Regions from separate parts of the Homo sapiens genome. Here region 2 is linked to region 1. Evidence: chromatin contacts called from ENCODE Hi-C or POLR2A ChIA-PET data. All regions are on one chromosome and are shown on one strand. Each heading gives the region's core, a stretch centred on a gene start or an enhancer-like site at or near the end of the contact. The rest is flanking DNA. Distances are from core to core; before and after follow the strand shown. Region 1 overlaps MLXIP (MLX interacting protein). Region 2 holds the start of IL31 (interleukin 31).

Region 1 (2,919 bases), core at 137-2,636:
GTCTCGCTGTGTCACCCAGGCTGGAGTTCAGTGGCACGATCTCGGCTCACTGCAACCTCTGCCTCTCTGGTTGAAGCAGTTCTCTGCCTCAGCCTCCCAAGTAGCTGGGATTACAGGTGCCCACCACCACACCTGGCTAATTTTTGTATTTTTTTTTTTTTTTTAGTAGAGACAGGGTTTCACCATCTTGGTCAGGCTCGTCTTGAACTCCTGACTTTATGATCCTCCCGCCTTGGCCTCCCAAAGTGCTGGGATTACAGGTGTGAGCCACTGTGCCCGGCCTAATTTTGTTTGTTTTTTTTTTTTTTTGTAGAGACAGGGTTTTGCTGTGTTGTCCAGGCTGGTCTCTAACTTCTGGGCTCATGTGATCCTTCCGCCTTGGTCTCCCAAAGTGCGGAGATTACAAGTGTAAGCTACCGTGCCTGGCCAAATTGTACACTTCAAATGAGTGAACTGTGTGGTATGTGAACTATATTCCAATAAAGCTGTTACAGAAAGCATGTGGTACCAATTAATAGTCCCACTAGTGTTATTTAAGAGGGTCCAACTCCTTACATTATCCCCAACCCTTGGGTATCATTACTATAATTTAAAAACTTCAATCAGCTCTATTAAGGTATAATATGTAAACAATAAAATTCACCCTTACAAGTGTACTGATTTATAGTTTTGGCAAATGTATGCACACATGTGACCACTGCAATCAATATACAGAACATTTCCATGACCCCAGAAGGTTCCCTCGCGCCCTTCCCAGGCATCCTCTCCTTCCCTATCTGCGCACTATCACTGTGAATCAGATTAGTCTTTCCGTGTGTTTTGTATAAATAGAATCAGACAGTTTGTATCCTTGTGTCTCGCTTCCTTTGTTCGGCATGTTTTTAAGACTTATCCATGTTGCTGTCTGCACCTGTAGTTAATATTCTGTCGTATAGATATAGCAGTGCGTTTTCTCCATTCATGTGTTGGTAGATGTATTTGATTTATCTTCAGTTTTCTTGTTTTTGGCTTTACCATAATTACCTTTTCTTTTTTTTTTTTTTTTTTTTTTGAGACGGAGTCTCACTGTCTCGCCCAGGCTGGAGTGCAATGGTGCGATCTTGGCTCACTGCAACGTCTGCCTCCCGGGTTCAAGCAATTCTCCTGCCTCAGCCTCTCGAGTAGCTGGGACTATAGGTGCCCGCCACCACGCCCAGCTAATTTTTTTGTATTTTTAGTGGAGATGGGGTTTCACCACTTTAGCCAGGATGGTCTTGATCTCCTGACCTTGTGATCTGCCCACCTCGGCGTCTCAAAGTGCTAGGATTACAGGCATGAGCCACCACACCCGGCCAGCCTTTTTTCTTGTAGAAGAATCCTTCTGCCTTCCCCCCGTGGCTCTGACCTTTTGAAGGGACTGGCCCAGTTGTCTTGAAGTCCGTCCCACAGTCTGCATTTGTCGTTTCCTGGTGAACATGTTTCCTTGCTCCCCGTGTTTCCTCTAAACCACTAAATCACGTGAGTCCTGAAAGGCTTTGTTAGATTTAGGTGAAACATTTTTGGTGGGTGCCTCATGGGCGATCACATCAAAGGTCCATACTGTCAGGTGGGCCCACTGTTGGTGGTGCTAAATTGGGCCATTTGGTTCAGACCTTGACAGCCACATCCTTTTTATCTCTGCAGTTAGTCACTGGGGAAGCTTCACTGATTGTGGAGCTCCTTACACCTTAAGGACTAAGCTTTTTTCCTAATGCCTCTCTCAGTTTGACACTTACCTTCTAACTTTGCTTATTGATTTTTTTTTTATTTAGAAGAGATTTTTCACGGGTTTTTTTTTTGGAGACGGAGTTTCGCTCTTGTTGCCCAGGCTGGAGTGCAGTGTTGAGATCTCAGCTCACCACAACTTCTGCCTCCCAGGATCAAGAGATTCTCCTGCCTCAGCCTCCTGAGTAGCTGGGATTACAGCCGTGCCCGGCTAATTTTGTATTTTTAGTGGAGATGGGGTTTCTCTGTGTTGGTCAGGCTGGTCTAGAACTCCCGACCTCAGGTGATCTGCCTGACTCGGCCTCCCAAAGTGCTGGGATTACAGGAGTGAGCCACCGCGCTCGGCTGATTTTTCACTTTTATGTGGTCAAAACACCCATGGTACAAAAGAGGTATCTCTCAAAAACTTCCCTTTTAGAGGCGGAGCTTGCAGTGAGCCGAGATTGTGCCACTGCAGTCCGGCCTGGGCTAAAGAGCGGGACTCCGTCTCAAAAAAAAAAAAAACTTCCCTTTTATAAGCCCTTTCCCCCCCTTCTTTTCCTCCTCTCTCTCTTGTTCCCTTCTTTCTCTGTCTGCTTTACTTTAGAACCTGATGTGACAAATTAGCTTTGATTCCTATTCTGTCATCGTTTTGGACTATAGGTTCAGACTATAGGTTCACACTTAAGTGTGAGATGTTGGCCAACTGGCATTTCCATCGCTTCACTTGCTCTTCTTTTTCAAGGATTTGCCTGTTGCCCAGGCCAGCCCCTGGCTGGGAAAAGTAGCAGCAAGGTTGGGACTTTGATCCTAGGCTCTGCACTGTGGGTGGTGTTATCTCAACTTATCCTCTGTCTTCAAAGCTGCAGACCCATTTATGGTGGTGATGGAGAAGGGAGGGAAGAGCATGGGCCAGAAGCCAAAGCTGCTCGTTTCTGGAGAAGGCCTCCTGATTCCCTCTGCCTGAAACCCTTTTCTCTCCCTTCTTTCCCTGGTTAACTCCTGCCCGTCCTTGGAGACTCCGCTCAGGCATCCTAATTAAGGAAAACACCACTGGGTGCCCCTCCATTGCACTTCCATACACTCCACACATGCCTTTGCTCACTCAAAGGAAGACCTTTCTGTCTTCTGCATTAGCTCGTGAGGTCCTGAGGGCAGAGCCAGGGATGGCATTGTCACTGTGTTGTCACTGTCTGT
Region 2 (2,919 bases), core at 227-2,726, 69 kb after region 1:
TGGAATGAGGAGAAATGGTCAGTGTTGGGTTTGCAATGACAGCTGCAAGTCTTAACAGTGAATGTTTGCATGCTTCCTCCGTAACCCGCCTCGTTGATATATTTATCTGATCAATGTCACAACCCTATGAGGCTGTGCCATCACCAACCCCATTTCCAGATGAAACTAGAGCTTAGGTGGCTGCAGTCCTGAAGCCTGTGCTCAGAACCACTGATCCATCCAGCTGAGGCCTCCCAGCCTTCCAGAACCCACTCTCACGTGCTCAGGGTGGTGGGAATTGCAGCACATCTGGCCTTCCATGGCAGCTCCCCGCCCTTTGGGACTCTGTGTTAAAGCCACGCACGCTCCACTTATAAAGGAGAGTGTTAGGCTTGTCCGGAAAGGCCTCCGAGATGCAGGCGAGAGTTTTCCCCAACAAACCAAGGAGTCCGGACCACTCCCTCCCTTCCTCTTTCTAAGTACTAACTAGAGTCAGACCAAATTGCCAGCAGCACCTCATCAACCTGAACTGCCCAGTCATCTTGGGTTGGTAACAACCTCTGCCTTTTATAAAAGCCAAGGCTAAGGTCTAAATACCAAGGCAGATGAGAAGAGTAATGCCAATTTTATGAATTGTTTCCAAGTTTGGGCATTTGTTTGTTTGATCAAAGCTATCTTGGCTGGGCACAGTGGCTCACGCCTGTAATCCCAGCACTTTGGGAGGCCAAGGCAGGCGGATCACTTGAGGTCAGGAGTTCAAGACCAGCCTGGCCAACGTGGAGAAACTCTGTCTCTACTAAAAATATGAAAATTAGCTGGGCGTGGTGGCGCATGCCTGTAGTCCCAGCTACTCGGGAGGCTGAGGCAGGAGAATCGCTTGAACCCAGGAAGCAGAGGTTGCAGTGAGCCAAGATTGCACCACTGCACTCCAGCCTGGGTGACAGAGTAAGACTCTGTCTCAAAAAAAAAAAAAAAGCCATCTTTGCCTGTCTAGTTTCCCCCATCCCTTCCTGGCATAGCTACAGCCCTGGTTTCAGGTCCGGAGAGAGGAGCCTCTTTGGAGGGCAATGGAAGGCATTTTTAAGAAATCGTTTAGAAAAGAAATCTCTAGGACACTCACATCTTTCAAAAGCATCTTCGAGAGGGACTGTAATTCCTCGACTATTTTCTGTACATCATCACTTGGTCGTAGTAAACGGACGGGCAACGTGTGGGAGGCCAGCCAGCCTCCCAGGCAGCAGAACAGAAAGAGCACAGACGTCGAGGGGCCTGGAGAGAGAACGATGCCGTGAGCGCATACATCACACACCCCTGCCCACCCTGGCTCCATCCCTGCAGCCCTGCTGAGCCAACCCTGGGGGTAGTGCTTCCAGAATCTTCCTGGTGAGATAAGATGATGCCCAAGACTCCGGAAGCACCAGGACCAGTGATACCTGAGTGAGAGGCCATGGCGAGAGAGAGCAAGGCCAGCTTCAGTGGGGGCTTCTGGAGCCAGATGTGTTCGCCATGGCTGCCTGGAGGTATATAAAGGGCCAGGGTGAGGAGAAAGAGCAGTCAGCGTCCCGCCCATGGCAAAACCATTTACTCAGCTTTTCTCCAGAAAACACTCAAAAGTTCTACTGGCCACGGCTGAGTGAAAGGGCTGAATGGAAATGCTGAGGTTACCCTCCAGGTGGGCAGATGCCTGACTCAGACACACACATACTTCACAAGAAGGCACATGAATGCATCTTTGCCATTCTTCTTGGAAGGAGCCTGTTGATTTGACTAGACAAAATTTTGAAGCCCAGGGTTGACAGACACGACCATACCACCAAGGAGCGGGTGACTTCCAGGAGTTCAAGGCCAGCGGCCACAGGGAATTTCTGGGGAGGAAATGCGAAGCCGGCATGAGATGTGCAGAATGCGGTATCTCTGGAAATTTCTGCAGCATATGCCCACGCCGGTGTGCAGGGACGGCCCCATAACTGCTGTGAATGTGGCGGGTCGAAGGCTTCATCTCAACTCCATGTGGCCTTGGACATCACTGGACTCTCCATCGTGCCTCTGCAATCTCAGGGCCCAGAACCAGAGACTGTGATCCAGAGTTATTGCTTGAAATCCTTGTTCATATCTTTTTTCTTTTTTTTTTTTTTGAGATGGAGTCTTGCTCTGTCACCCAGGCTGGAGTGCGGTGGCGTGATCACTGCAACCTCTGTCTCCTGGGCTCAAGCAATTCTCATGCCTCAGTCTCAGCCTCCCAAGTAGCTGGGACTACAGGCACGTGCCACCATGCCCAGCTAATTTTTGTATTTTTAGTAGAAATGGGGTTTCGCCATGTTGGTCAAGCTGGTCTCTAACTCCTGACCTCAGGTGATCTGCCTGCCTCGGCTTCCCAAAGTGCTGGAATTACAGGCATGAGCCACTGCGCCAGCCTAGAAACTTTATTGCTTTTCTTTCTTTCTTTCTTTCTTTCTTTTTTTTTGAGACAGAGTCTTGCTCTGTCGCCTGGGCTGGAGTGCAGTAGCGCAATCTCGGCTCACTGCAACCTCCACTTCCCAGGTTCAAGCAATTCTCTTGCCTCAGCCTCCTGAGTGGCTGGGATTACAGGCGCCCACCACCACGCACAGCTAATTTTTGTATTTTTAGTAGAGACGGGGTTCACTATGTTGGCCAGGCTGGTCTCAAACGCCTGACCTTGTGATCCACCTGCCTCCGCCTCTCAAAGTGCTGGGATTACAGGTGCGAGCCACCACTCTGGCCTTAGAAACTATTTCTAAGTTCATTAGCTTTCTTTTTCTTTCTTTTTTTTTTTTTTTGAGACAGGGTCTCATTCTGTCACCCAGGCCAGAGTGCAGTGGCATCATCACAACTCACGGCAGCCCCGATCCCCTGGGCTCAAGTGATCCTCCTACCTCAGCCTCCCAAATAGCTGGGACCACAGGCACAAATCACTATGCT

The links. Hi-C counts contacts between places; a loop is a spot of excess contacts on that map. ChIA-PET counts read pairs that join two places held with the same protein, here RNA polymerase II (POLR2A). Pooled maps may share reads with other maps.
Region 2: POLR2A ChIA-PET joins it to region 1 with 11 read pairs in BJ. The contact joins the promoter of IL31 here to the enhancer-like site in region 1. A Hi-C loop is called at or near these places in 1 of 50 pooled maps. POLR2A ChIA-PET finds 5 or more read pairs at or near these places in 3 of 52 experiments (BJ, activated CD4-positive, alpha-beta memory T cell and activated T-cell).

Annotation. Positions count from the first base shown.
Region 1 is chr12:122,103,547-122,106,465 of GRCh38, forward strand. All of the region lies in intron 1 of MLXIP (MLX interacting protein), which reads left to right. Among named protein-coding and RNA genes, the nearest start is that of MLXIP, 26 kb to the left of the region's middle. Within about 2 kb of position 1,387, at least 3 of the 41 ENCODE cell types and tissues checked have a DNase peak (open chromatin) inside an H3K27ac peak, as active enhancers do.
Region 2 is chr12:122,172,745-122,175,663 of GRCh38, forward strand. IL31 (interleukin 31) reads right to left here and starts at 1,477. Exons shown (of 3, transcript NM_001014336.2): 1 at 1,413-1,477; 2 at 1,100-1,248. The coding sequence starts at 1,428. It also overlaps a transcript of LRRC43 not described here.